Linked DNA regions of Homo sapiens: regions 1, 3 and 4 are each linked to region 2. The links are chromatin loops, found by intact Hi-C in ENCODE. Cell type or tissue: endothelial cell of umbilical vein. All regions are shown on one strand. Region 1 overlaps FSTL5 (follistatin like 5). Region 2 overlaps FSTL5 (follistatin like 5). Region 3 overlaps FSTL5 (follistatin like 5). Region 4 has its middle 700 kb from the start of FSTL5-AS1.

What was found. Peaks named below come from ENCODE experiments on the same cell type or tissue, not always from the same donor. Only the 100,000 strongest peaks of a DNase experiment are listed, where the experiment ranks them.
Region 1: a loop joins it to region 2, with 6 times the contacts of the local background. A loop is called at or near these places in 5 of 110 quality-filtered maps.
Region 3: it touches region 2 in a loop (7-fold over the local background); 3 of 110 quality-filtered maps call a loop at or near these places.
Region 4: a loop joins it to region 2, with 3 times the contacts of the local background. A loop is called at or near these places in 2 of 110 quality-filtered maps.

The regions. Positions count from the first base shown.
Region 1 is chr4:161,638,186-161,646,185 of GRCh38, reverse strand. All of the region lies in intron 7 of FSTL5 (follistatin like 5), which reads left to right. Among named protein-coding and RNA genes, the nearest start is that of FSTL5-AS1, 380 kb to the left of the region's middle. In endothelial cell of umbilical vein, no CTCF peak of the experiment used is centred here; a DNase peak (open chromatin) is centred at 3,455.
Region 2 is chr4:161,563,479-161,571,478 of GRCh38, reverse strand. The region is part of intron 8 of FSTL5 (follistatin like 5); the gene reads left to right. Among named protein-coding and RNA genes, the nearest start is that of FSTL5-AS1, 460 kb to the left of the region's middle. In endothelial cell of umbilical vein, no CTCF peak of the experiment used is centred here; a DNase peak (open chromatin) is centred at 4,828; H3K27ac peaks cover 1,963 bases.
Region 3 is chr4:161,933,227-161,941,226 of GRCh38, reverse strand. The region is part of intron 3 of FSTL5 (follistatin like 5); the gene reads left to right. Among named protein-coding and RNA genes, the nearest start is that of FSTL5-AS1, 86 kb to the left of the region's middle. RefSeq lists an enhancer at 3,786-4,985. In endothelial cell of umbilical vein, no CTCF peak of the experiment used is centred here; a DNase peak (open chromatin) is centred at 4,276; H3K27ac peaks cover 2,954 bases.
Region 4 is chr4:161,315,660-161,323,659 of GRCh38, reverse strand. No RefSeq gene overlaps it. Among named protein-coding and RNA genes, the nearest start is that of FSTL5-AS1, 700 kb to the left of the region's middle. In endothelial cell of umbilical vein, a CTCF peak has its summit at 3,112 (motif pointing left); no DNase peak of the experiment used is centred here.

The DNA.
Region 1 (8,000 bases), 75 kb before region 2:
ATGATATATTATATATATATTATATATACAAATATATGAGAAAGGGTTTTTGCCCCTTAGGCTATTCATTGCTAACAGAACCCAAATTGTATATCATTGATAAAAATAATTTAATCTGCAAAATTTTTTTTAACATTTTAGAAAGCTAGAGTGTTATTTTTTAATATAGAGTGTATTAGAGGATACCATCAAACTCAGATATTTAAAAATACAGCTATTGACTTTTTTCTTCTCTAGACTATAAATAATGCACTTCTTATTCCACTTCAACTAAAAACGTAGAAATTTAATATTTTTAATAGAATACATCATTCACCGCATAATTTTTATCACTGATTCATTTTTAATATAGGCCTGAGGACATTGTGGCTCTTAAAATCCAAGTGGAATCAGAGAATATTTATGATCCAAAAGCTTCTAAGCCAAATAAAGCAGGGAGCATTGGCATAGCTGAGGAAGTTGGATTTCTGTCACAAATATAAAACATGGAACATGCATTAATTTTCTGCCTAAATACAAAAAACTAACGCAGGTCGTGTAGGTTCAATAGTAATTATTAAATTAGAGACATGGCATGTAATCATAAGTATTGTCAAACAGTGCACTGTTTTAAAATGAATATTCTTTCTAAATAACTTTTTACTCCTGATTTATTAGAGTACTGCATATTGTAATTCACTTCACAAACAAGTCTTAAAATCAGTAATTTAAAACGTATTTTTAAAGGTCTTTATTCATATTATTTTGGAACTTATTGGTGAAGATAACAATATATAAAAATACAATGTCCACGTGTAAGTGAGTGGCAGAAATATTTACAAAGGAGTTTGTGTAACTGGTAATTTTAAGTTTAGTTTCTAAAATCGTTTTTTAAAATATTATTTACATGTTCATAAGGAATATTAACATAGAAACATAATTTTATCATGACTTTCTTTAAATAATAATTTTGGCTAAATATCTATTCATATTTATTTTTAAATGTATAAAGCATGTGTTTCTAATTTTTTTTTTGGCATTATCTTTCTGAGCTCATGGCTACAACTGCTATGTTTACCCTGAGAAATTCCAAAGTTAAGTTCTACTTGCAATTTGCCTTTTGAGTCTCAAATTTTTTTATTTGAATATGCAAAATTACTAGAAATATTTTTATCTTAAACCCTATGTACTTGCAGTGTTTCTTAGTTAACGTAGGTATAGCTAGAAAACCAAGTCTGGCTAAGTTTTAACCCTCATTTTATCCTCAAATCTAATCTGTCACAAAATCTTGTGAATTTAACTTTTTCATTTATCTCAAATTCATTATGTCCTCTTATTTCCACTGTAGCTGCCTTAGTTTAAGGCCTGTCATTTCTCACCTTCAAACTATCCTTGCCTATGGAGACTTCTCCTTCGCTTTCAACCTGCACTTTATATTATAACCAGAGAGGTCTTCATAAAATTTACATGTGACCATTTCACTTTCCCTTTAAAATCCCTTAATGGCTTCTTCTAGCTTTCTGAGAAAAAAATAAACTCTTTAGCTTATTCTAGAAAACTTATTTCTCTATTAATTCTTCCTACTATTCTCCCATGTTCACACTTTACTGCAAGTTCTCCATAACACAAGCTGTTCTCTGATTCCATTGTTTTATTACTACTGTTCTTTTTTTTTTTTTTGAGACAGAGTTTCATTCTTATTGCCCTGGCTGCAGTGCAATGGTGCGGCCTCGGCTCACTACAACCTCCACCTCCCGAGTTCAAGTGATTCTCCTGCCTCAGCCTCCAGAGTAGCTAGGATTACAGGCATGGGCCACCACACCCAGCTAATTTTGTATTTTTAGTAGAGATAGAGTTTCACCACATTGGCCAGGCTGGCCTTGAACTCCTGACCTCATCTGATCTGCCCTCCTTGGCCTCCCAAAGTGCTGGGATTACAGGCTTGAGCCACCGTACCCAACCATTACTACTGTTCTTGAATACATTCTTCTCTCCCTCTCTACTGAAAAACCTTCTCTTGTCATTTTTATCTACCTAAATCCAGTGTGTCCTTCAAAAGTAAACAAACGCCTCTTGTGCCTGAACTTACTCTTTTTTTTTTTTAAAGTTCCTCATCAAAAAACTAAAGTACTTGTTACATCAGAATAAAACTGACTGTTCTCACTTTTCTTCTCTGGACTACAAACTCTGTGCAAAGGACCTTTACCAATTCAACTTTGTGTTATGATGTTTGCACTGTACTGACACATGGTAGGTACTCAATAATTTTTAAATGTGCAAATAACAAGTCACGTAATGGTGGTTCTTATATTTGCAGTTATGCATTGTTCAATTTTTCTGGACTATCTTATTTAAAATTTTGCTGAAGATTTTATTTTCTTACAGTAGCCACATGCAGAATTATCAATCAACTGATGTTTATTGGCAATCAATCATTTAAACCTAGCACAGTTCAACAATTTCTAGATTCAATTTCTTTAATAACAGTTTTCATTAAGCATATTGATTTTTTACTACACTTTCAATTTAATCTCCCATCATATGCAATAGAGTAGGCAAGAAAAAGATGAGGGGAAGTACATACATGATCGTTGTTTAATCTTCATGCATTTAACAAATATTGATTTAACTGCTATGTTTTTCTAGGCATTCAGCTAAATACTAAAGATACAACTGTAAGAGATAATATTCCAGTCTTCAAAATCTTACTGACTGAAAAGGGGAAAAAAAAAAAACTCCGTTACATTTAATACTGCAATATAAAATAATTTCAGAAACATATACACTATGGAATAATCAGAAAGGGAAGTCAAATATAAATGCTGAAGGCCATAGGACACTTCTAAGAACACACTGGTTTTTCAGTTTAGGTGACAGCCAGGTGAAAGAGTGTTCCCAGTAAAGGGAGCCACAGACTTGAGAGAGAAAGGTACATTCAGTGAAGTTCAAAGTCTCTTCTTATGTCTAAGAATAAGCTAAGATAGTGGAACAAGAATGGGCTTGGATATGAGAAATAAACTCATTTTTGCATCTGAGTATTGAACTGTACATCTATATTTAAAACATATAACACAATAATAGCACTTAATGAATACTTAATGCTTTTCAAACATTGTAAATTGCCATTTAAAAAAATATTAACTCATGTATTTAGAACAAGACTTATATAAACCAACATGTTTATACCCATACACAAGATGAGGTTTAAATTGATTTTTTCTAATTTTTAAATTGTGGTTGAATACACATAGCATAAAATTTACCACTTCATCATTTTAACTATAGAGGGCAGTGTTATTAAATACATTCATAATGTTATACAACCATCTCCAACATTCATCTCCGTAATTCTTTCCATCTTGTAAAACTGAAGCTTTATACCCATGAAACACAAATGCCCATTCTATCTTCCTCTCCACTCCTGGGAACCACCATGCTGCTTTCTGTCTGATTTTGCATACTCTAAGTAGTTCATATGACTAAAATTATACAGTATTTCTCTTTGGGTACTTATTTCACTTAGGATAATATCCTCAAGATTCATCCCTGTCTTATCAAATGTAAGTATTTAGTTGTATCTCCTTATTGTACTGAAACTTTTATTAAAATATAATTTTCTTCCTTATATATCGTAACCTTTTTAAATTTAATGTCTGTTTTGTCTAATATTTGTATATCCATCTTGCTGTATTTTGGTTACTATTAGCATATCTTCTTTCATATTTTCATTTCAATGTATTTGTGTCTTTCTAAAGTGAGTCTTTTATAGAAGGCATACAGTTATCATGATTTTGTACTTTTGCCAATATTTGTCTTTTGATTGGATATTTAATTCATTTCCATTTAAAGTAATACTTACATAGTAAAGGGGTACAAAATTTTACTTAGGCAAGATAAGTTCTGGAAATCATTTTTGTATATTGCCAGAACAATATGCTTATAGTTAACAATATTGTATTGTATACTTAAAATTGGCTAAGAGTGTCTTCGCAAAATTTAAGAGGCTTTATGTGTTCTCACTACACACACACAAAAAAAATAGTAGCCATGTGAGGTAATGGATATGTTAGTTAACTTGATTGTGGCAATATTTCACAATGTACACATATATCGAATCATCAAGCTGCATCTCTTAAATGTATAAATTTTTTATTTTTAACTATGTCTTTGTAAAGTTGAAATAAATTACTGGTAAGGAGAAACTTTATTTCTTTCATTTTGCTATTTGTTTTCTATATGCCTTAGAGCTTTTTTGTCTGTCATTTCTTGCGTAACTATGTCTTTGTGGGTAGTTGATATTTTGTAGTGAAAAGTTTAAATTATTTTTTCATTTTCTTATATATATAATCAGTACTATTTCCTTGTGGATACCATAGGAAGTCCATTTAACATCCTCAACTGAAAACTCTCTAATTTGGGCCAGGTGCGGTGGCTCATGCCTGTAATCCCAGCATTTTGGGAGGCCAAGGCGGGCAGATAACGAGGTCAGGAGATCGAGACCATCCTGGCTAACACGGTGAAACCACGTCTCTACTAAAAATACAAAAATTATCTGGGCGTGGGGGCGTATGCCTGTATTCCCAGCTACTTGGGAGGCTGAGGGAGGAGAATCGCTTGAACCCGGGAGGTGGAGGTTACAGTGAGCCGAGATCGCGCCACTGCACTCCAGGCTGGCAACAGAGTCTCAAAAAAAAAAACAAAACAAAACAAAAAAACCCTCTAATTTGGATATCTACCAACTTCAATCACATACAAAATTCTGCTCTTTAACAGCTCCACCTACCCTTTTGGTTGTTGATGTCATAAAATTACATCTTTTTACATTCTGTACCCCAAAATATAAACTCATATTTAGTTCAAATGAAGTAGTTTCCGTAAGTTATATGGAAAACGAAATGTGGAGTTACAAACCAAAGTTATGATAATTGAGCTTTTATCATGTAGAAATTAAAAAGTGGAGCTACAATGTCCTTGCATTTACCTTTATTGAGATTCTTATTTCTTTATATAGCTTTCAGTCACTGTCTAGTAACCTTTTTTCACCCTGCAGAGCTCCCTTAGGTATTTCTAGCAGGGCAGGTGAGCAGGTATCAAATTCCCACAGATTTTATTTATGTGTGGATGTCTTAATTCTCCCTTATTTGAAGGAGCTAAGCCAGATATAGGATTACTGGTTGGCAGCTTATTTCTTTTAGCACTTTGAATATATTAGCTTACCACCTTCTGGCCTCAATGTTCCTGATAAAAATAGCTGCAAACAATTGTACTAAGGATCTCTTGTATGTGATTCATTGCTGTTCTCTTGCTGTTTTCAAAATTCTCTCTTTGGCTCTTAAAGGTTTGATTGTAAAGTGTCTAGGTATGTGTCTCTTTGAGTTCATCTTACTTGGAGTTTGTGGAGACTCTTGGATGTTAAGATTCATGTCTTTTATTAAATTGGGAGAGTTTTCTGCCATTATTTTTTCAAATATTTTCTCTGCTTCTTCTCCTTCTGGAGATCCCACAATGCATGTGTTGGAACTCTTGATGGTATTCTACAAATCATGTAGACTTGGTTCACTTTTGTTCAATCATTTTTCTTTCTGTTCCTGAGGCTTCATGATTTACTACTATCTTAGGTTCAAGTTCACTGATTCTTTTTTCTTCCTGTTAAAATCTGCATTTGAATCCCACTAGTGAACTTTTCATTTTAGTTGCTATATTTTCAGCTCCAGAATTTTTTTCTGGTTTCTATTTAGGTTTCCTAATTCTTTATGGATGCTTGTTTATACATGCTTTTCTTCACGTTCTTCACATCTTCCTTAGTTCTTTGAGAAACTAGAAAACAATCGTCTAAAACCTTTGTTGAATAGATCTTATATCAGGTCTTCTTCAGGGACAGTTTCTGTTGATTTACTCTTTTCCTTTGAATGGGCCAGGCTTTCCCATTTCTTCATATACATGTTAAATTTTTAAAGAAAACTAGACAGTTAAATCTAATACTGTAACTCAAAACCAGATTCTCTTTCTTCCCCAGAATTTTCTTCTTTTTAATGTATTTATTGTTTTAGATTTATTTATTGTTGTAGGCTGTGTGCCAAAGATCTGTCTGAGATATAAATTTAAGATTTTCTAAGAATTTTTCTGAGCTTGTGCATTCTCCTAGGCACATCCAGACACTTTCTAGTTTTCTCTGTATGTAAATTTCCTTTGAAAATTCTTATCTTTAAAGTCTTGTTCCAAAAAGGTAAAAAAGAAAAAAATGAAGGAAGCAGGGAGGAAAAGGGCACTGACCCTTTAAATTATCTGCAAGTCACTTTAGCTGAGGAAGGGGGAGCTTGCAACATGGAGGGAACAGTGGCCATCCACTTCTTCATCTAAACCTGTGGGATCAGAAGCACGATTCAGAGTACAAATCCCCAATATTTCAATGACAGGATCCCCTTTCCCAGCCATGGCTCCTGTAAGCTGTGTGCAAGCTGCTTGTAGTAGAAATGTTCAGCTGCCTGCCAGGGAAGGGGTGGCTGCTATGACAATATAGCTGAAATTGACTGAAATTCATCTCAAATTGCTTTCCAAGCCTTCTACAGACTCTAGAATTTAAAAACAGTTCCATCAGACAGAGGCTGCCAGTGCAATTATTGTCTAGGTGTAGAGACAGGTTCCTGGTGCTTTGTACTCCACCATCTTCTCAGAATCCATTTAAATTGATTTTTAACTGTGTAATTGCAATAATAATTTATGTTTTTGTAGCTTATCTTCCTTTAGACACTTGGGTCATATATTTAGATGATAATGTAATTAAATAAATAATACACCTATAACGTTTTAAGCAATTTTTCGGTTCCATAGCACAGAACAGCAAGCACCATGGGAAGGATAGGTAGCTTATGCAAAGTGATCTTGCCAATCCCATCAAGTACATAATAATCATTTCACAATAGACTTTTCATTACCCTTTAATTACAGTTAGCTTTCTGCCTCACATTTTTAACAGTACCTAGATTGGAAGAGATGTATCTGCTCCAATTTTTTTTTTCAGAACTAAGAGGAAATTTATAGTGGTTTAATTGCTTAACAACTGCCAGAATTCCAACACTATGTTGAATAGAAGTGGTGAGAGAGGGCATCCCTGTCTTGTGCCAGTTTTCAAAGGGAATGCTTCCAGTTTTTGCCCATTCAGTATGATATTGGCTGTGGGTTTGTCATAGATAGCTCTTATTATTTTGAAGTACGTCCCATCAATACCTAATTTATTGAGAGTTTTTAGCATGAAGGGTTGTTGAATTTTGTCAAAGGCTTTTTCTGCATCTATTGAGATAATCATGTGGTTTTTGTCTTTGGCTCTGTTTATATGCTGGATTACATTTATCGATTTGCGTATATTGAACCAGCCTTGCATCCCAGGGATGAAGCCCACTTGATCATGGTGGATAAGCTTTTTGATGTGCTGCTGGATTCGTTTTGCCAGTATTTTATTGAGGATTTTTGCATCAATGTTCATCAAGGATATTGGTCTAAAATTCTCTTTTTTGGTTGTGTCTCTGCCCGGCTTTGGTATCAGAATGATGCTGGCCTCATAAAATGAGTTAGGGAGGATTCCCTCTTTTTCTATTGATTGGAATAGTTTCAGAAGGAATGGTACCAGTTCCTCCTTGTACCTCTGGTAGAATTCAGCTGTGAATCCATCTGGTCCTGGACTCTTTTTGGTTGGTAAACTATTGATTGTTGTGTTGGAAGTTCTGGCCAGGGCAATTAGGCAGGAGAAGGAAATAAAGGGTATTCAATTAGGAAAAGAGGAAGTGAAATTGTCCCTGTTTGCAGACGACATGGTTGTATATCTAGAAAACCCCATTGTCTCAGCCCAAAATCTCCTTAAGCTGATAAGCAACTTCAGCAAAGTCTCAGGATACAAAATCAATGTACAAAAATCACAAGCATTCTTATACACCAACAACAGACAAACAGAGAGCCAAATCATGAGTGAACTCCCGTTCACAATTGCTTCAAAGAGAATAAAATACCTAGGAATCCAACTTACA
Region 2 (8,000 bases):
TTTGATGTGGACTTTTTTCTTTTTTTTCCTTTGGGAGGGCCGTCTGCTAGAAATTTGTCTTCCTTCCTTTTTATTTCTCTCTCCTTTCTGGCCCACACATTTTTGTTCCCATGTATTCTCCTCTATATTTTTCTGTGGGGTTTGTCACAGTGAGAGATATGAAAATATGATCTCTGTCTGCCAAAACCATCCACTGTTCAAATATTTTCCACCTTTTCCTTAGTGATTTGGCAGATCCCACCTAGGGGCTTTTCTCCCATTAGAGCAACATCTAACCTGTGCCTTAACATAATCCATTACTTTCTTTCCCAGATTCTTTTTACTATGTTTCATCTTGGCCGTGTCTTCCCTTGGAGTCTATTTTTTTTTTTAAACGGAGTCTTGCTCTGTCACCCAGGCTAGAATGCAGTGGCGTGATCTTGGCTCACCGAAACCTCCGCCTCAAGTGATTCTCCTGCCTCAGCCTCCCGAGTAGTAGCTGGGACTACATGCACCCACCACCACGCCTGGCTAATTTTTGTATTTTTAGTAGAGACGGGGTTTCACCATGTTGGCCAGGATGGTCTCGATCTCTTGACCTCGTGATCCGTCTGCCTCAGCCTCCCAAAGTGCTGGGATTACAGGTGTGAACCACCACACCCGGCTCCCTTGGAGCCTTAACTCCATAGATTTCCTGGTCATATCCTTTTAGGTCCAGAGCATAGCTGCAGGCTCACCTGCAATAACTGCTACTTTGAAATACATTAAGAGATGCCATGAGAATTTTAGTGTTCTTTGTCTTTCTTACACAATTTTATCTACGATGTTTGTAAACACTTGATAAAGATCTCTGAACTATTAGGAATTTTTCTTAATTATTTTTATTTTTATGTGTCCCCAACTTCATGCTTATGAAGTCAAGTCACATCCCTCCTCTACTTAAAATCCCATTGGCTCCCAATGTCTCTCAGATTAAAAGCCAGACTTTGAATCCCCTAAATAACCGTAAATGTTCTGATTTCTCAGTTTTTGTGGTATCTTCCTACCCTATTTCTCTTTCCTTTTCAGAAAAGAAAGTGTAATCCAGCTGCATTCAATGTACACTTCCTTTTGGACCTTATACATAACAAACATTTACACTTGGCTGTTTCCCCTGCCCAGAAGATTCTTCGCCAGATCTCCATAAGTCTCAGTTTCAAACTCTTTCAACTCTGCTTAAATGTCACATTTTCAATGAAGCTTACCCAGACTACACTATTTAAAATTTTAACTATGCCCCCACCTGCTCTTCACTCACTCACTGTCCTGCCCAGTCTTCTCCACAGCACAGTTTTTTCACCTTCTACAAAACTGCACATAGCCTAAAATACTCTACACACTACTTTTCTTCCTGTATTAATGTCTTTGAAATAAGGATACATTCCACTGTATTGTTACAAAAAAACAAGGGTATATATTAAAGAGGCAGCATTTTTAAATGTACATGAGTAGATGAATAGATGTTTCTCATTAGCTCCTGGTTCTGGAAAGCTTTGACGTATCCATTCTTTCTCCTCCCTCCCTGAGGTTTTTCATGTTCTTCTGTTGTTAGATTGCTAGGCCCCAACTCAGGTTTTATTCACTAGACAACTAAAACATTTCTTCATTGTCTAAGGATACTGTCCTTAAAAGAATTTAGTCCTTAGAGCCACAATGTGGGGTGTGTGTGTGTGTGTGTGTGTGTGTGTGTGTGTGTGTGTGTTTGTGTGTTGGACTTAAAGATCTCATTTTCCTTTTCATATCTGGCTGCTGTGTCCTCCAAGATGTCCTCTTAAATAAACTTTATCCAGCATAATCAGTCTTTCTTCCTCTATTTTCCTTTCATTTTCTACTATTTATGTTGTGATGGAAAATCAAAGGTATATGTTTTCAAACCACTTCAGTTGCTACTTGGTATCTTGAGCAAACCCAATTCTCAGAGACAGTGGAGGAACAGAAATGTAATTGCTGTCTTAGGCTTTAAGTTGGCAACACCTCCTTTGAGTTGTTTTTCTACCCCACCCTTGAAATTGATTTCTCTAAAATAAGACACTTTTTTCTTGGTGTAATGGTTTGAGACATTCCTTGGCTTAATGGTGGCCTTCACAACTTCCATGATGTAATTCTGGTATTTGAAACAGGTAACCCTTGGGCCCAGATCTTGGATACCAAGAAATGTTTATGGCAGCCATGGCTTTTTACTTTGTATTTGTTCATTAATTGCTCATGCTTGTAATCCTAGCACTTTGGGAGGCCAAGGAGGGAACATTGAGGCTAGTTTGATACCAGCCTAAGTAACATAGTGAGATCTCATCTCCACTAAAAATTATCCAGGCATGGTAATGCACACGTATGTTTTTGTAGTCTCAGATACTAAGGAGGCTTGAGCCCAGGAGGTTGAGGGTGTAATGAAATATAATACAATATATAATCTTTCTTTGGGTGAAGACACATTGTAGAAAGCCATGATAAGAAAATACATAAATAACAGAACTGGGGTACTTGCTACCTTTGAACAAGCCTCTCTTTATAGAAAGTTAACCCTGCAAGATTCCTTCTATATAACTAAAGACAGTACATGTAATTTTGTTAGTCAGTTTAGTACTGCTTAACTATAGCTGCTATTAATAATTTAGAGTAATAACCTATATTTGTGCTTTGTATTACTAATGGAAATTAGCTGCCTATGCATTAGGTAAACAACAACAACAAAAAAACTGCTTACAGACCTGGTTAAGAAACATAGCAAAAGCCATTTACTGATACATAAAATAACTTATCTCTGCCTTAGCCTTGATTTTTAAACCAGGCCAAACTTGATCTGTGTAATTCAAAGCTGAATAATGACAGCTCCTACATAGGGTGACCTGCTTCCTAATGTGTATATTTGTTAGACATAACTCTGCCTGCATAAACACAGCTATTCATTTATGGGGAAAACTTACCCAATAGGATAACATTAAATTATGCCATATTTAGTAAAGCTTAAGACCCAAAGCCACCTGCGGAGGCTGCAGCATATAAAAGCTAACTTCCCTACTGTAAAGAAGATCAGCTCTAAGGCATATACCATCAGGGCTAAGTTACCCGCTGAAGCTATTTCAAAAGCTTTGATTCTTCCTGGTGTTACTGTGTCAACTGCACTTTATTCTTTGTAAGTTTCTAGAGCGTTCTCAAAGCATCAGATGTTGCACATATAGGAGATCGGTAAAGAACACCACTCTCTTCTTCCTCCTGATCCTTGTCTTCAGAACCAATTAAGAGAAAGATGCAATAGTGATTGACATAAAGGACAAAATATTACCTGCATTGTGGGTAAAGCTGCCTAGAGAAGGTGGTTGAGATATATGGCAAATATGGACTCCAAAATTTGCCAAGTCATGGGCGTCGCTGGGCAACCCTAGACTTCAGCACACGGAGACAGAGCCAACACTGCTGATCTCGTATTGCCAAGAGAGCAGAATAGAATGCATCCTCTTTTCAGGCAGATCCAACACATGAGAAAGGATGAGTTCCATGTGCTCAATCTTTCTAAAAACACACCAAGCCAATGATTCTTTCCTCTTCCTACTTTGACCAAATGGGAAGATCGTTTTAGAAATTAAGTTAGCAATAAAACAGAACATCATTTTAAGGGTTGAAGGGAGAAACAGTCCTCTACATGAATCAAAGACGTGTAGATTCTCTTGTTTATAGGAGCAAATCTCAGATAGGTGACTCATTCTCAGATACTATTATTTTTTATTCACCTATGATTGACTTAGACTTAAATTCATTCAGCTAGAATTCTTTTACATAGGTAATTGAATGTACTGCATCTTGTTTTTGATATTACAAAGTTGTTTTCTTCATAAAATTATAATCTGGTTATATCTACACATAGATATTTAAATTAGCATGATATGGTTTACTGGACTAGGAGTGATATATCATAGATTACTTCTATGTATACAAGTACTGGGTAATGTTACAAAATGCTCATGAGGTGGCCAGCACTTAAAAAACAGTATAATGACTAATTAATGTAATGACACTTGTATAACAAGAGAGTGGAAAGAAGGTTAATGTGATAATGAGGCTTATTTGATCTTAAAGATTTAACATGAGGGCACTCTCAAGATAGCTTAATTAGATTTTAAGCACCTTTTGCAATTTGCATGTGTACTTGTTAATCCATATGTTTTAAAAATAAATTTTATTTTATTTAAATTAATGAATTTATCTAATCTCTTTCTCTGTGTTGTTTTACTGCTAGATGCTTTCTCAGATCTTTATTGTGTGTAATTTATGATTATTTCTTCCATATTATGTTTAAATTGTAGTTCAATTTAAAATAGTACAATGACATTTCTAAAGTTCAAAACAATAGCTTCAGATGGTTCGGGCAGTGATCACAAGTTATGACTGGAATTATCTAATTAGTCTTTATGTTATTTAGCATACTTTATTGTATCATGTAATACATAGTAAATTTGATTTCATTCATTGACATCTGTGTCATTTTTAAACTTGACCAAATGGGAAGAATGTTTTAGAAATTAACAGTAAAACAGAGCATCATACGTAATAGTAATTCAGAAAATAATTTGCTGCCTCTGGTGCACTGGGAAAATATAGAATACATTTTCACATGCTATACCTAGGCTTTTATGAGTTCTCCAGATTAATACCTTTTAACGCTTTTCTTATACTTATGAGTAATTATTATAATTCATTTCCTTGATTTTTGCTACTCCCTCCTTCCCTCCATGAGATACGAAAATATGTTAGTCATCACTAATCATCAGGGAAATGCAAATCAAAACCACAATGAGATACCATCTCACACCAGTTAGAATGGCCTTTGTTAAAAAGTCTAAAAACAACAGATGCTGGCAAGGCTGCAGAGACAGGAATACTTACGAACTGCTGGTGGGAATGTCAATTAGTACAGCCACTGTGGAGAACAGTTTGGCGATTTCTCAAAAAACTAAAACTTGAACTACCATTCAATCCAGAGATTCCATTACTGGGCATATACCCAAGAGAAAATAAATTGTTTTTTCAAACGATATATGCAGCCCTATGTTCATTACAGCACTATTCACAATAGTAAAGATGTGGAATCAATCTAGGTGCCCATCAACTGTGTATTGGATAAAGAAAATGCGGTACATATACACCATAGAATACTATGCTTAGCTTCCACTTATAAGTAAAAACATGTGGTATTTGTTTTCCATTTCTGAGTTACTTCACTTAGGATAATTGCTTACAGTTCCATCCAAATTGCTGCAAAAGACATTATTATGTGTGTTTTTTTTTAATGGCTGAGGAGCATTCCACGGTGTGTGTGTGTGTGTGTGTATATATATATATATATATATATATATATATATATAGTCCAAAAAAAAAGAAAAAAACAATAGATGTTGGCACAAATGCAGTGAAAAGTGAACACTTATACACTGTTGGTAGGAATGTACATTAGTACAACCTCTATGGAAAACTGTGGCGATTTCTCAAAGAACTAAATGTAGATCTATCATTCAACCCAGCAATCCTACTCCTACATATATACCCAAAGAAAAACAGGTCATCATATAAAAAAGACATCTGCACACATATGTTCACCATAACACAATTCACAATTGCAAAGATATGGAACCAATCTAAGTGTCCATCAACCAATGAAGAGATAAAGAAAATATCATATATATGTGTGTGTGTGTGTGTGTGTGTGTGTGTGTGTGTGTGTGTCTCAAGTTATACTACGTTCACAAGAAGGAAATCAGCACTCAGGCTAATCTTATAACAGAATAGGTTAACAATTAAGTGTTTTCATGCCATAGCAAAGATATTTTTCTGACCCACATGGGATTTTTGACATTTAAGTGGCGGGCAAACAGCAAGCTTTTGCATATTGCAAAAGGAAAACAGCCTGAAAAGGTACCAAGATTTCATTTCTGGCCTGCTTAAATTTTCTTTTAATAATCAAGACTGCCACTTGTGTAAGATAAATAATTATATATGAGGATCAGAGAGAAAAATGTGTTAATGCAACTAGCATTTTTTCCCTCAAAAACATATATATGTATTTATTTCAATATATTTATTGAGATTACATTAAGTTTATGTGGATTTCCATTTACTTGACATTTACTAAGCAAACCTACTTCTAAGAATTTAATGCCAGTCAAACATTTCATATTAATCAAATGCAAAAAGATGTTCTTATGGCTAATTATAATAAATATGATGATGATGATGATGATGATAGGCAAGATATGTCAAATGAATCCCAGAAATCTGTATAGATTGGAGGGCTTTGATTAGTTTTCTGTTAATACGGAGGTCTGAGAGGCACTTATGAATTCTTTGCTTTCGGCCCCACATTTTCAGCTAACACAAATCATTTTAAGTAAACTTTGCCAGAGGATAAGTAGAAGGTTCCCTGTACTGTGGCTTCTATGATAGTGATTTGGGAGTGTGTTTTATAACAAAATACATATAATTTTGTGCATCATATAGTTTTATAAAATATTATCAATAGAAAATATATCATTTGTGACTATCAGTGTTCTATCACTATTATAGATAATTTATGCTATTGAATTGGAAGTTTCCTCCAGCTCATTTTTTGATTTAACACCAGTGAATTTTAGAATAAAAACAAATAGTATGCAAGCAGAACACCTAGTGATAACACCACTCCTGACACCCGCAATAGGCATCTCCCCTACAAATGCTACTCTGAGTTAGAAGGCATTAAATAATAATAATAATTATGTCTTTGGAAGTATCTAAAAGTTTATAAATAATAAAAATGCATTTAACAGTAATTATCATGTATTAATAAAAGATTAAAGATTATAAGTATCATTTTGAAAGTGAATATTTACAGGTGATACATTACTATGTCAAGGAAATAGTAAATTGTTTATTGAAAGCAAATTTTTAGGAATAAAAATTAATAAATTAATTATATGAGTTAATTAAATAAATTATATTAGTTATCAATTAATATATTTCAGCAAATATTGTTATATTTTAGCAAAACATATGGTAAATAGTAGTGCCATCTATTGATAAAACTGAAAACTGCAGTTTCTCCTTAAGAAAACACTTTTATATATATATATAGGAATACAATTCCAAAGCTAATGATTCCTTATTGTTATGGCTATTATTATTTTATTATAGGATCAGGTCATATACTGGAACTGTGTTAAAAATGTTTGTGTGTGTACTTGCATGTGTACATATATATGTACACATGCATATATACACATGCATAATTTATAATTTGATGGTTCTGATAATATACATCAAGTATTGTTGTAGAATTAATTAGGCTGGCTGAGATTTATCTGAATAATGTAAATTTGAATACAAATATATTATTCACTCTGAAGAAAATTAATATCAAATGTTTATAAAATGTCTAGACAATAAATTTCAATGTGGATGAGGGGCATAGTTTTATTTTTATTCCTTTTATTATAATATGCAGATAATATTTTAACGCATAAGCATTTACATATCTTCTTTTTAGCACCCTACTATGACAATTTTTGTGTTGTTTTTTCTTTTCATTTTGGCTTAATTACATGTAGTAAGGCGCTACTACTTAGAAAACTTTCAAAACAGGTTGGCACTTCTAACCAATTTAGATTATAGTAATGTTATTCCCAATAATTCTAAATTATACAATAACTTTTCCAAATTTGCCTTAGTATAACTGACAAGAACAATATGTGCACTTTCTGGCCAAATTGTTGGGGAGAAATAAGACTACAGAAAAGATAGCAGTAGAGAGCAGTGGTAATATCCATTGACTGCTACGGGGTGATTAGATTATTTGTTGCAGGGACATATATGCCACAACATTAATAGGTACCATGGAGGAAGCAGTAAGATTGACAAAAGCAGAAATAATAATAAAGAAGCACAGCCTAAATAGTGAGGCACAAAAATGGAGGCTGACATGAATTAGAGCCAACTTTGAAGTACAATGACCACTA
Region 3 (8,000 bases), 370 kb before region 2:
CCTTATTTTGTGTTCAATTAATGTTTATAGTATACTGTTTTCATTTGCTTCTTGTTTCCTTTTATGTATATTTTTAGATATTTTCTTAGTGCTTCCCCCAGTTTTAAAAATTAAACTCTTACATTTATAACAATTTAGTTGAATTAGTATCATCATAGCCTTAATAGTATACCAAAACACTTTTTCGTACAGCTTCATTCCTCTCCCTTTATGTTGTTTTCACAAATTACATCTTTATATATTGGATGCACATTAATATATATTTAAAATTATTGGGTTTTGCTTTTCATTAAGACATAATGAAAAACAAAAAAGGGAACTACTACTCTCAGTCCAATAATACTGGTTTTGTATTTACCTATGTAGTTGCCTTTATCAGTGTTTTTTGTTTTGTTTTGTTTTGTTTTTTTCATGTTGCTTTGAGTAATTGTCTAGAGTCCTTTCATTTCTGTCACAAAATTTCCCTTTAGCACTTCTTGGAGTGAAGGTCTACTAGCATCAAACTTACACAGCCTTTATCTGAAAATGTTTCCTTTCCAATTTCATTTTCAAAAGGTAGTTTTATCTGATACAGAATTATTGGTGGACATGATTTTTATATCAGCATGTTAAACTTATCTTCCAACTACCTCTGGCCTCTGTGTTTTCTGCTTAAAAATCAGCTGTTATTTGTATTGAAGTTTTTTTTTTTAAATAGGGCAAGTTGTTTCTCTCTGTTTTCAGGATTCTTGCTTTGTAAAAAGTTTCTTTATAATTGGGCTCAGTGCAGATGTTTTTGTGTCCTTCAGAACGTTCATTGGATGTGTAAATTAATGTATTTTATCAAATTTGGGGAGATTTTGCTTGTTATTTTTCAAATATTTTCCTTCTTTTTTTCTCTCTCCTCTTCTGGGACTACTGTTATGCAGATAGCGTATTTTGATGGCATTCCACAGATCTCATAAGGCTTGTTCATTTTTGTCAATTTTTTTAAATTTTTACTCAACAACGTGGATAATTACAATTGACTTACCTTCAAATTTTCTAATTATGTTTTCTGCTTGCTAAAATCTGCTTTTAAAATCCTGAAAATAATTCTCAGTTATTGAAAACTTTATTAGAGGATAGAATTTTTTAGAAATTCTGGCTCTTACAATAACTGGTAATAATTTTCAGCTATTCTAAGAGCCAGAATTTCTGAAATCATGGGCTTATGTCTTCAGCACCACTGCTGAGCTGGGAAAGGGGGAGTGCTAAGGTAAGTAAAAATGTAGCAAAGTTTTTCTACCATTTTTAATTTGCCTTTTTCTTGACTTAGCATTCTCTTAGTTTGTTAGCAGTTTTGACTGTTTTTTGGAGCTATCTAAAGATTATTCTGACAGTTTATGCTTGACTTTTTGGTGTTTCCGTGGTAAGATAGGCTCATGGAGCTACATCCTATACTAATATCACTGATAACATTTTGGACATAGCTTTAAAATAAACATTTTTGATTCACTGTTATCCTCATGTTAGTGCTTGTTCAGTAATTCAGAATGACACCTTATTTCCTGTCAAATGGAACTAAATTGTCTGAATTGGTAATAAGAATTGCTGTACTTTTCCCTTTTGTAACAAAAATCAATTCTTCCTCTACAGTCCTTCTCATTATTTGATCATTTTCAAGCCAGAGTTATGAAGTGTGTCAGCCAGCTTAATGAGCCTGATTGCAAAGTGCACGAGAATCAGCTACAGGTTATCAAGAAGAAAACACTAAAACCACTGCTTAGATAACCTTAAAACAGAAATAAATCTTATTTTAATTATTTGGGACTTAAATAAAAATATTCTAAAGAATGTAATATACAGAGAGTAAAAAGAAAGCTCTTATATTTACAAATATTTCAATATGATTTCAAGTCATAAGTACCATAATATAAGCAAAAATATGCCTTTTAATCATTATATTTTTTGCTCACTGTTCCAATTTAATACATGGAGATATTTTAAAATTATTTATTCTAAGAAAATCAGAGAAGCTTATTTTTTAAATGAATCTTCCTTATTATTGAATGTTTTTACAATTTGCTTGCCAATATAGAAAATAGTGGCATGTAGTACAATGTAGTAATTAAATTATTTTATCAACATCCTTTGCATTTCTTGGATAATGTAACTAATGATATCAGTTAAAACTAGAAAAGTGATATACTATACCCAATGTCATTCTCTTTCTCTGTGACTACATTTTCTTCTAAATATATTTTTATGCTAATTGCCCTTTTAACTGAGGACTAAAGCAACAAATATGATTTTTAAATTATTGATTAATAAGCTAATTAACATTTGATGCTGGAAACCTGTTCCGTGCCTTATGTCACCAATTAAAAAAAATACTTAAGTTTAAGGATAAATTAAGAATAACCAGTTCCCTATACAGAAAAGTTTAAAATAAAGACAATGCTTATTCATAAGAATACAGCTAATAAATTATTAAAAGGATCTTATAACCAAGTGCTCTGACAAAGTAGAAATCAAAGGCAATTATTTCGATATGTAATATACATTCCAATATTTCTTTAGGATGCCAAATTTAATAAACTATGCATTATTTGACCAGTTTATTATTTTTCAGCTTTGGAAATTTTACTATTCCAACCACCCAATTGTATCCATTTTAATTAACCATCATACAAAAAAGATGAAGGTGTACACCAGTGTTTCTTATGACATATTTTTTGCGTAATATTTCTCATAGAAACAATTCTCTGCCCAATTTATGGTATTTTAAAAGAATCATTTTTGCTGGATATCCATATCTACCTATATGTTTATATATAACTTTTAAATGGCATACATCTATAAAACTGTAAAATATTTTAAATTTTAGTGAAATTTGATAATACATTTTTTATTGTTTTTGCATAAAATAAATAAATTAGTGTATGAAGCATTTACTTATGCCCTTATCAAGATCACCAGAGACTCTGCTAGTTACTGATGATACAGTTTTTGAACAAAAAGATGGATCTTTGCTCTCTTGGAACACAGATTTATTGAGTGTCAATAGTAAACAAATATTTAAACTAGTAGCTCTCTAATCACAATTTTTTAGGTGTTATGCAGAGAAAACACAGAGTTCTACAAAAGTACATTGATATTGATGAATGGTGGTGGTGAAAGGGATCTACTTTAATATTAAAGTGATGTAAGGAAGAGTATAAAGGAAAAGTGTAAAGGAAGGTCTGTTAAAAGAGAAGTCATGTAAGATGAGACCTATATGATGAGTGGTAGTTAGACAAAGAAACTGGACATGTTGCTAGAAAGGTGAGATGATGTCAGAGGAAAACCTCATTAGAATATCTGAAAGTTCAGGAATATTTCAATAAGCAGGGCAACTGGCAGGGCTAAATTGTGGACCAGACACCAAAAAGTACAGCACACGTATATGAGGAGGAGAGATGCTGATCTTTGGCTTCTAAGTTTGCCATTGCTTACCTCCAGTGCTGAGGAGCATGCTAAAGCAGAAATACCTCTTTGGGGAGAAAAATGTATTGGTAGCTGACTCAGTATCAGGGCATGAAAAGGAGAGCAAGATTAGGGCCATAATCAGCACAGAGTTCTTTCCCCCAGAATTGTATACTGCTTTATGGCCTTCTAGACTTCCCTGTTGCTGCTGAGAAGTCAGAATCAAATTTAATGCCTAATTCATTTTGTATGATAGAGCATTTTATTTTTCTTTCTGGAGGCTTGTAGCAAATTGTTTTTGTCTTCAATATTTTTAAATGTTACAGTGTGCCATGATATGTGTCTATTCTAATTCATTTTACTGTGCACTGGGTGAACTCTCTCAAGTTGGCAATTCATGTCCTTCAGTTCTGGGAAATATTTTAATAATTTTATTAATTATGTCCTACCATCTGTTTTCCTTCCCTCTCCATCTGGACCTTCTATTATTTGGACTTTGGAATTCTGGAAGTGATGTCTATGTTGTTTTACATTTTTTTCTCCTATCTGTTACATCATTGATTTTTATAAAGTTTCCTTTTGTTTTTATTTCATTTATTGGCTATTATCTCATTTCTCTGAGGATATAAATTACAGGTTTTGTTATGTTGTGTTTTTACAGTATTTTTTAACTGCATTGACTCATTTCACATTGTTTTAATCTGTTTGTTTATTTTGGTCTTATCTTTCATGTTAGAGGGTTTACTCACATGCCTACTTAATGCTGGCTTTTTGTTCTTGATTAAGAAAAGGACATTGAAAATCTGACTTAGAATTTCTGAGCACTGAGTAAGGTTTTTCAACCATCACCTTTCCTGTGAGTGACCTGGGTGAATCATTTTTAGGGAACTCCCAATTTTACATAAAAAGTTCTTCAAAGAAGAATCTGAATAATCTGCCTGATGGCTAAGATTATGGCTTTCAACATTCCTGCCAGAGGCTGGGGTGGAATGCACTGTGGTAGAGGGCTGCTTTTTATGGCATTCAGCTTGCGGTACTCTCCAGATTCCATATGGTTTAGCTGTGTCCTGAAAGAATAAACCTGCAGGTTTCTACCAGGATTGCATAAGGGAGGGGATCTGGCAATTTATTGACTTTGCACATAATTTTCAACAGGCCTCCATATTTTAGTAATCACTGTCATTTTCATTTCCTGCGGTACTTGGTATTGCTAATTTATCTGAGGAAACTGTGTATAAATAAGGTTTGCAGCTTTACCAACCACAAAGTTGGGATTCAGCTTGCTTAGTGCCACTAAGACAGTTCCCACCTATCTATATTCTTACAAGATTCCAATATTTTGTTTGTTTCCTCCAGTTCTCTTCATCCTTGCAGATCTATTTTAAAGTATTTTTAGTTGTCTCAAAGGGTTTAAGAAGATAGCAAAATAATGTTTATATCTTCAATATACCATAGTAAATTAGCAGTTCACTTAAGAGGAAAACATATGTATAGTAGCATATACACATACATACACACACTTAGATTATGTAAATTATGTATATGTGTAGATATATGCAAAAGAACTTTCATTGCTTTCTTTATTCCTACAATTACCTAAATTCACAGCTATTAACAAACTAATCTCTATTCCATTGAAGGAAGCTCTGTATTGGGTAAAATAGTTGATCTCAGCTGAATGCAATCTCTGCCTCCTGGGTTCAAGCGAATCTCATGCCTCAGCCTTTTGAGTAGCTGGGATTACATGCATGATCCAGGCCCAGCTAATGTTTGTATTTTTAGTAGAGACAGGGTTTCACCATGTTGGCCAGGCTGGTCTCGTCCTCCTGACCTCAGGTGACACTCCTGCCTTGGCCTCTTAAAGTGCTGGGATTTCCAGGCATGGGCCACCTCACCTAGCCTGCTTTTGTTTTTAATAAAATGAATAGGAGAAGGTCTTCAATTCTGTGCTTTCTCATTCTGTGCATTTCTCATAAAATGATTTGTGAAGCATGTGTAGATTCATCCTACCATTGGAAACGTAGAGAGGTCAAGGAAGAAAATCTGTTAATTGGGCAGAATGGATACAAGTTGAATATGGGGACCATGAGAAAGAACAAAAAGGACTCTCAGAAGCAATGGAGACATGTGCAAAGGAGGAGGAAAAATTTGATATCCACGAGCTTTAAAAAAACCTTCATATTCTCTAGAAGATTTCCATGAACAGTCCTGCCAAGATGTCCAATTTTTAATTACCTCTCTGTGGTATTTAAAGAGATCTTTGTCTAGGTAGCACTAAATGTCAATCAAATTTTTTATGATGGAAGTGCATTCAATTAACACTAACTTCCTTAGTTCTATGAGGACAGTAATCAGTAAGAAGATGGAACTGAATCAGTATAAATCTATCTTTTCAGAAAGACATCACAGGTGTTTGACCTTTTTGAGCACCCATTGTTGAGGAAAGGCAAAGATTCTGCATCACTGATGTTGTGTACCTAACACAGAGAATAAGTTGGTAATAAATATCCTCTTGAAAGCAAAAATGATAGGAATTACTAGTGTCCAAAGGTTTCTCTCCCTACTGCCTTGGAATCTCATCCTTCTCTTTACTGACCCCTTACAACTGCCCTGCAACACAAGAGCTCTCGTGCTAAATAGAATCATTAACTAGGAACTGGAGCAGTTCTAATTTCCATTACCATACAAGTTTACAGTGAGCACAGGAAATTGCCTAAAATATATGAAATATAGTTATGAGATTTAAAAGTAAATTGCTGGTCATATTTTGTTAAAGTTACATTACATCATCAGTATGCACCATAATTGAACCATCTAGGTTTAAGTAGAGTTTGTGGGCTAACCTGAGAATGTATCATTTTAAGTATTGTTTCAATAATTATTAAATAGCACACAAACTTTGGATTATAACTTCTTTGCAGATTGCCTACTTCTTTGGTTGTTTTTTAGAATGAAATAAAATAATAACAGGGGCATGATATTGATGTTAATGATAGCAGACATTAAGGTGCTGAAAGACACTATTTTATAGTCTGTCATAATGTCTAACATAGCAGTTGTAATGTCTGGCAGACACTATTTTAAGAGATTTGCATACATTGATTTATATCTATGAAATCAGTTCTATTAATATCTCCATTTTACAGATGAGAAAATTAAAGCAAAAAGAAAGAACGAAAAAAAACCCCACAAAATTCTAAAATTACACAGCTAGTTACTGATGGAACCAGGTTTCAAACTCAGGCAATAGAAGGTCAGATCAAATGCTTCTAAACACTACTGATCATATGAGGTTTTTAAAAAGTTACATATGAGTTATTTCATGACTGAGGGCAGTCCAATTTTTTTTGATAAACTATTTGAAAGGCCAGTTGCTATACTTCCCAACCTTCTTTCTATAAATACTTTCTTTTCTTCTATCACATTAACTCATGTCTTCACCTATGATTTTATATACAGCGATGTCAAATTAAGATCCCCTGAGTTTCTACTGTGCTCAAGTTTTATATTTCCAATTGTCTATAATAAATATCTTCCATATTGTTTGCTAGAACTATAAACATTGATAGGAGCAAAGTACAGGCAGAATAATGTGATGGTTAATAGTTCAAGAAAGCATAAGTTTGAAGCCTGGCTCCATCACTTACTATGCTTAAGCTGGGACATGATAAGTAACTATTTGGAGCTAGTTTCTTCTTTATTTGTAAAACAAGAAACAAGTAGCATTTAAGATTGTTACAAAGATCAAATGAGGTCTTCCCATCAAATGATGGGAAGAAAATGCTTAGGTCAGTATAGAAAAATGGTAGTTATTAGTATTAGAAGACAGACTTGTTTAGGAGATATGTTTTCTTACTCTTCCTACTTCAGTGCTACCACTTAAAGAGCTAACTACGTAGAAAAAGTGATTTCAGTGCTGTTTTCAATGTAAGCAAACATATGTGGTAAATAATAATTTAAAAATCAGCTAAAAGGAGACATAGTAAGTTTTGCTAGGTTTCTTTTATTGGGATAACTGTACAGATTGGCTTATTGATTTAGGGAATTATCACTCTGAAACCACTTATAAGGGTAATATAAAAATGATAGACGAGTTGAGGTTTAGGGGACAAAGATTACTGGTTTTCTGTATTTCTGTGTTCTTCTTTTGTAACCATTTTCCACCTTGAAAATCCTAATCATTAAAAAAAAAAAATCCATGATCAAATCTGAGTTCTATTAGGAAGCTTTTTTTTCTCTCAAAATAGATGTTTTTCTCCTACAAAAATTTATATAATTCTGTATCTCTCATGTGACAACTTTTTTAACTTATGAAATATTCATGTTTTAACTATCTCATATCATTACTAAAATATAAGGCTTCAGGACCTAAGCACATGACATGTATCTTAGTATCTTTTTCAGTGCTTAGGTGATTATTTTTCTGTAGAGACTTTTATAACACAACCTCAACATGAGCCAGAATTGAGAAGGTGGGCAGAGGAAAGAAACAAGGACAGTCACCAAGGGTGACACACCATGAAATAGCAATCTAGTGGGATCCTGTGGCTGTGCTGTCTGAAAGGCATAATCAG
Region 4 (8,000 bases), 250 kb after region 2:
TTGAAAGAGAGCATTCAGACAATGACAGAGTCAGTACAGTTCTGCCTAAACTATCTGAAAATATTAATATAGCCACATTACATAGGATATATTGTATTTAAACTCTTAAATAAGTTTTCACAGTGATATTAAATAGATCTGTGTATGATAAGACAAAATTAATTGATGTACTAAGCATAATTTCAGTGCTGTGTGTGGATAGTTTATTTCATGACATATAATTCAAATATGTATAAGACTATTTTTACTTTCCTTTAATTACTAGATTTCAAATCAAAATACTTGTTAGCATTTGCTGCAATGGAAAGTTCACTATTTTTCTCCATTCCCTTAATGTCTTTTAATATGAGGATTTTATAAACATATATACTGTACCACCACATTTACCAAGTGTCTTAACCTGTTCCTGATGCTATAACAGAATACCACAGAATTTATAATTTATAAATAGTAGAAATTTATTTATCCATCTCTGGAGGCTACGAAGTACAAGATCAAGGCACCAGTAGATTCTATGTCTGACGAGGGCTACTCTTTACTTCCAAGATTGTACATTCCTGCTGCTTCTTCACATGGCAGAAGAGATGGGAGGTCCAGCAGTTCTCCAAACCCTCTTTTTAATGGCATTAATTCCATTTTTGAGGTCAGAGCCAAGAGACCACACTTGCCAAGAGACCCCACCTCTTAAAACTATCACCTTGAAGTTTAAGTTCCAGCATATGAATTTTGCAGAAACACATTCAAACCATAATACCAAGTATATCTAGTCAGTAGCCTTGTTCATTTTAATTCTCATCTCACAGGATAGAAAGAAAAAAAATCCTGCACTTCCATTGATTTGCCCTGGAAGCTATTATATGTAAAAATAAACAAATCCACATCACAGTCATAGTAGATCATCCTGAACTAGAGTTTAAGAGATAACATGGATGCTGGTTGGAATGGTACAGTGTGGGTGGTAAAGCTAGCATATTTCAGGGCTGATAGTAGTAAATAACATTCGCTGGTGATATTTAATGTCTCCAGCAGTACAACTGCAAATAGTTAGGAATAATTTTATACTGCTACATTTTAAAAGCTGTGTTTTGGTAATCTTTGATATTTTCAATGATTTAAGGACAGAGGAATGAGTAATACAGTATTAAATTTAGACGCAAACTATTTCAGTTACATGCATTTATAATGTTGATTTTGAGCATGTCAAAAATATTGCTTTACAACATAACATATTGTGGTAAGTTTTTACGTTGTTCTCTATGCCCTTGGTGTACCCATTTCTGGTGCATATTTATTTTCAGTCAAGATCAATTTCTGAGTTTCAGAGAAGCTATAAAATAATTCTGCTTAGCACTTCCACAGTACTAATATGTAATTCTTCTTAATACATCCAAAACTTAATTCCAACTTCTATTTTCTCTAATTCAATAAGTAACATCATGCCAGAAGCCAGAAGATCTTAATTAGTTACATCCCATTGTGAGCATATTTATCCATCAATCATGAAATGAATAACCTTATCCTATTGATATTTCCTCCAACTCTTGAATATGGCTGCTTTTCTTTTTATCAAATATTCTTATCTTACTTCAGACACAAATTCTCCTGCATACAAACTTTTCACATTTTTTTTGTATCCTGAATTCAGACTCAATTCATTGTGTTTGTTTATTCAGGCTGCAGTAACAGAATACCATTGTCTGAGTCAATTATAAACAAAAGAAACTTATTTCTCAAAGTTCTGGGAGGCTGGGAAGTCCAAGATCAAGGTGCTAGCAGATTGATTATCTGCTGAAGGCCAGCTTCCTGGTCCCTAAAGGCCATCTTTTTTTCGCTGTGTCCTCACAGAGTGGGAGCAGCAGGGAAACTCTCTGGAGTTTCTTTTATAAGGGCACTAGACTGATCTAATCACATTCCAAAAGCCCTGCCTCCAAATACATCCCATTGAGTGTTAGGATTTCAACATAAGAATTTGGGAGAGACCTAAGCATTCAGTCTATAACACACATTTTGATCCACTGCAAAATAGGTTTACTATGTCCTGGTTTCTGGCTTGTCTGAGTTCAGTGAGACAGACACACTCACATGCAACAAGTTATATGAAGCCTGTTTATTTCTTACAGATAGGGCTGTAAGGGACAAAATCATCTTAGGATCCATTGTGAGCTGGTCCCCCAAGGCTCCAGAAACATTCCCAGTGTAAATAGAGTTTGTCACACGTATTGCATATGACACTCCAGCCATAGATGCTCAATCTCCACCAGTGTCCAGCAGTGAGCAAGGAGTTAATTTTCAAAAGGGGTATATCTTCTGGCTGCCTCAGGCAATTTATGTGTTTAAATTCAAGAGGCTTGTGCACCCCACTGGAAGTTTTGTGTTGCCACAGACTCTAACCTGCAGGCATGGAGATTGCAGACATCTGTAATTTTATTGGGTTAGCAGCCTCTAAAATTTTAAAGGTAGTACTGGAACCACGACTTGTTGAATGCTTTCAAGACATGCTGCTGCAAAGAGCCTCATCCAAAGTTGGTGGTGTTGCTGGTAATCCTGACAAAAGGGACAAAAGGAACACTCAAGTGAAGTATATGCTGGGGCCAGTACCCAAAGGGGCTTTCCAGCTGTAGGACCTCCCTTTTATTAGTGAATGCTGCCAGAGTTAGCCATAGTTAAACATTTTATTTGATTGTATCTGGAAGATTTTTGGCTTCCCATCCACATAGCCTTGGCATTCAGTCTGAAACAATCCATTGTCAGTCTCCACGACCTGAAGACCTTTTTGACTAGCCAAAGTGTGCTGTTATGCTATGACAGAGTAATTTGTATCGAGTCCCGAGTTAACAAAGTAATGTCTTTTTCTCCACTTAATATGCAGTACTACTTTTGTTGAATAACCCTTTGAGTAATTTAGATAGAAGACAGGAGTGGATTTTTTCCCTGCTGTTACGACTCAAATTCTTACTTGTTAGGGGGCATTCAGGCGGCAGTGATGTTCTGTGCCACCAGTAGCCAAAATGTCAATGCTGATAATGCACTCAGCAGTGGGAACACATGGTCATTGTCACCTGAAATGGCCTAAAGGGCTCCACCTGCTGGCAGATAAGGACCACAAGGCAGTAAATATCATGGGTCGCATGTTCGTCCCAAAACCTCCAGATGTCATCATTTAATTTTTTCTCAAAGGGGACCTAGTATAGTGTCATATGGATTCCCATGTATAAGAACCACAGAAAAGTCTCAATTTCTCTCCTTTTCCCTTTTCCCTTGACAAGAATATATGGTCCCCACCAGGGATGGGGTTCATGGAAGACAATTTTTCTACAGACTGGAGCGGGGGAGATTGTTTTGGGATAATTAAACACATTACATTTATTATGCACTTTATTTTTATTATTACCTCATTGATTGGCTGTGTCCACACCCAAATCTCATCTTGGATTGTAGCTACCATAATTCTCTCCTGTTGTGGGAGGGATGCAGTGGGAGATAATTGAATCATGGGAGAAGTTCCCCCCATACCATTCTTGTAATAGTGAATAAGTATCATAAGATCTGATGGTTTTATAAGGGGAAACCTCTTTCTTTTGGTTCTCATTCTCTCCTCTCGTCTGCCACCGTGTGAGATGTGCCTTTCGCCTTCTGCGATGATTGTGAGACCTCCCTAACCACGTGGAAATGTAAGTCCATTAAACCTCTTTCTTTTGTAAATTGCCCAGTCTTGGTTATATCTTTATTAGCAGCTTGAAGACAGAGGAATACACTTGCAATATATAATGAGATAATTATGTAACTCACCATAATGTAGGTTCAGTGGAAGCCCTGAGCTTGTTTTCCCATAACTAGATGGTCCCATCTGGGGGTGATGGGAGACAGTGACAGATACTCAGGCATTAGATCCTTATGAGGAATCTGCAATCTCCCTCACACATACAAATCACAACAGGGTTCACACTCCTATGAGAATCTAATTCTGCTGCTGATCTGATAGGAGACAGACTTTAAGGCGGTAATGCAAGCAGTGGGGAGCAGGCATAAAGTTGAACTTTTGCTCACTCACCTGCCGCTCTCTCACTTCCTGCTGTGTGGCCCAGTTTCTAACAGGCCATGGAACAGTTCCTGGCCCAGGGACTGGGGACCCCTGGTATAGCCTATTGCTCCTAGGCTGCAAATCGGTACAGCATGTTACTGTACTCAATACTGTAGGCAATTGTAACACAGAGGGAAGTATTTGTGCATCCAAACATATCTAAACAGAAAAGGTACAGTAAAAATATGGTATAAAAGATTGAAAATGGTAAACTTGTATAGGGCACTTTCTGTGAATAGAGCTTGTAGGACTAGAAGTTGCTGTGGATATGTCAGTGAGTAAGTGGAGAGTAAGTGTGAAGGCCTAGGACATCACTGTGCACTACTGCAGACTTTAAAACACTGGACACTTAGTTTGTATTAAATTAATGAACAATAGTTTTTCCTTTCTTCAATAATAAATTAACCTTCACTGACTGTAACATTTCCTTTACTTCATACACTTTTTAAGTTTTTTAAATTTTTGACTGTTCTTGTAACACTTAGCTTAAAACATAATCACATAAAAGCAATGGCAACAAAAGCAAAAATTGAGAAATGGGATCTAATTAAACTAAAGAGCTTCTGCACAGCAAAAGAAACTACCATCAGAGTGAACAGGCAACCTACAGAATGGGAGAAAATTTTTGCAATCTACTCATCTGACAAAGGGCTAATATCCAGAATCTACAATGAATTCAAACAAATTTACCAGAAAAAAACAAACAACCCCATCAAAAAGCGGGCAAAGGATATGAACAGACACTTCTCAAAAGAAGACATTTATACAGCCAAAAGACACATGAAAAAATGCTCATCATCACTGGCCATCAGAGAAATGCAAATCAAAACCACAATAAGATACCATCTCACACCAGTTAGAATGGCAATCATTAAAAAGTCAGGAAACAACAGGTGCTGGAGAGGATGTGGAGAAATAGGAACACTTTTACACTGTTGGTGGGACTGTAAACTAGTTCAACCATTGTGGAAGTCAGTGTGGCGATTCCTCAGGGACCTAGAACTAGAAATACCATTTGACCCAGCCATCCCATTACTGGGTGTATACCCAAAGGATTATAAATCATGCTGCTATAAAGACACATGCACACGTATGTTTATTGCGGCATTATTCACAATAGCAAAGACTTGGAACAAACCCAAATGTCCAACAATGATAGGCTGGATTAAGAAAATGTGGCACATATACACCATGGAATACTATGCAGCCATGAAAATGATGAGTTCATGTCCTTTGTAGGGACATGGATGAAGCTGGAAACCATCATTCTCAGCAAACTATCGCAAGGACAAAAAAACAAACACCGCGTGTTCTCACTCATAGGTGGGAATTGAACAATGAGAACACATGGACACAGGAAGGGGAACATCACACACCAGGGCCTGTTGTGAGGTGGGGGATGGGGGAGGGATAAAATTAGGAGATATACCTAATGTTAAATGACGAGTTAATGGGTGCAGCACACCAACGTGGCACATGTATACATATGTAACAAACCTGCACATTGTGCACGTGTACCCTAAAACTTAAAGTATAATAAAAAAAAAACATAATCACATTGTATATTGTACAGCTATACAAAAAGATTTTCTCCCTTTATATCCTTATTCTGTAAGTTTTTTTCTATTTTTAATCTTGTTTTTTTAGTTTTTTGTTAAAACTAAGACACATTAGCTTAGGCCTCCACAGGGTCAGGATCATCAATATCACTGTCTTCGCCTCCACATCTCACTCCACTGGAAGGTCTACTTGCCCCACTGGCAGTAACACCCATGGAGCTGTCTTCTCCTTCTTTTGGAATGCCTCCTGAATGACCTGCCTGAGGGTCTATTACTATAATATTTTCTTTAAAAAATAATTAGGAGTATACTAAAAAAAAAATTAAAAAGCATTGCATCACAAGTAAGTAAACCAGCAACATTGTCATTTATTATCAATACCAACAGTACATAATTTTATGTGCCATACTCTTTTTTTGAGATGGAGTTTTGCTCTTGTCGCCCAGGCTGGAGTTGCAATGGTGCGATCTCGACTCACTGCAACCTCCGCCTCCCAGGTTCAAGCAATTCTCCTGCCTCAGCCTCTTGAGTAGCTGGGATTACAGATGCCCGCCACCTGGCCTGACTAATTTGTTTTTCTTTTTGTATTTTTAATACAGACCAGATTTCACCATGTTGGCCAGGCTGGTCTCGAACTCCTAACCTCAGGTGATCTGCCCGCCTCAGCCTCCTAAAGTGCTGGGATTACAGGCGTGAACCACCATGCCTGACTATGTGCTATACTTTTATACAACCGGCAGCACAGTAGGTTTGTTTACACCAGCATCATTACAAATGTGTGATAATGTATTGCACTATGATGATATTATGATGGCTATGATGTCATCACTAGGGGCCAGAAATTTTTCATCTCTATTACAATCTTATGGGACCACCATCATTTATATGGTCTGTTAATCACCAAAACATCATTATGTGGTGCATTACTGCATTTACCTAAGTTCTTCTGGACCATAAGTTTCTTCAAGACAAGATTATTGTCTTATTCACTGGTTTATCTCCAGTAGTAGCTCAGCATCACACATAAATGGTTACTCAGAGCTATTTGTTTAATTGAGTGAATTAAATTGAGATGATCTGTGAAATAACAAACTGATTAAACCTATAAATAAGAGGCAGATGTACAAATTATATGATATACGCATAAATTATATCATATTGTTATGTGACCTATGTCTACTCGATAAAATAAAGCTAGAAGATTGCAAGTAAACTCAAATATTTCTAAAGGTTTATTTTAAACAAGAATTACATTTTGTTATGGATTAATTTATTTTTTGAATCCTATAAAGACTAATATGCATGTTTCTCTGAGTGATGATTCAAAGAGCAAGGAAATACCATCTTTTAGGTCCATCATCTTCATCATGTGGTTTTTAAAGTTGCTATGCTTATCTAATTCAGCTGGCAGGGAAGAAAAATCATGAAGAGTATACATAGGAAGTTTTTAAAAGCCAGTCCTAGGAGCTGTTCACATCAATTCTGCTTATAGTCTATTATCTGTAATATAATTACATCCAAATGCCAAGGGGACCAGCATATACACAGTAGCTGGATCTCCAAGAAGAGGAGGTAGTTTTAGTAAACACATATCTTGTCTCAGCAACGGTCAACCAATCTAGTATTTTCAGATAAGATAAACCAAAGTCCTGTCCAATTGCTGCACTCAACTCAGCGTTCAAGATCTCTAGGTCATTCACTTGATGTCAATGGATCCCTTATTGTCTGATAACCCGTAAACCAAAAGACATTTTGTCTATCTCCTTATATGTCTCATTTTATATCTGTGCACTTCCACAGAGGAGAAGGGGATGAATAACCTTGACAAAAAGCCCCACTTGGCAAAGTGGAGAATGAGAAACACACCGAAATCACTTTTCCAGAATAATAATAAAATGTTGGAGTCCAGACATTATAGGAACTTCTACTTTGCTGGAGAAACACCTTAATCAGACCATCCTAATTTTCCCTCTTCATGCATTGTTCTTTGACTTCTTGTTTTGTCTTCTCAGATACTCCTTCTTGTTTGTTACCCTCTATAGGCATATCTGAAGTGAGTGTACTTTGGAAGGAAAACGATCAGTTTGGTGGAGTATAGTCTTTATCATGCTCTTCTTACTTGTGCAACTCTAAACACAAAGGATTGAAGTAAAAACGTCCAAGTGTTTCTTATACTTGATTCGTTGCTTCTTTGACAAAATAATTCCCTCAAAAAAATGTAGTAGGTTTCTGATCTGTTTGTTGCAGGCATTTCAAAATGTCAGTAAAATCCTACAAAGTTTTCTTCATGGATAATTCTCAGGTCGGCTTTATTTATTTGATTCTTAAAGCTTATGCTTTTCTTCCGACTTAATTGTGGC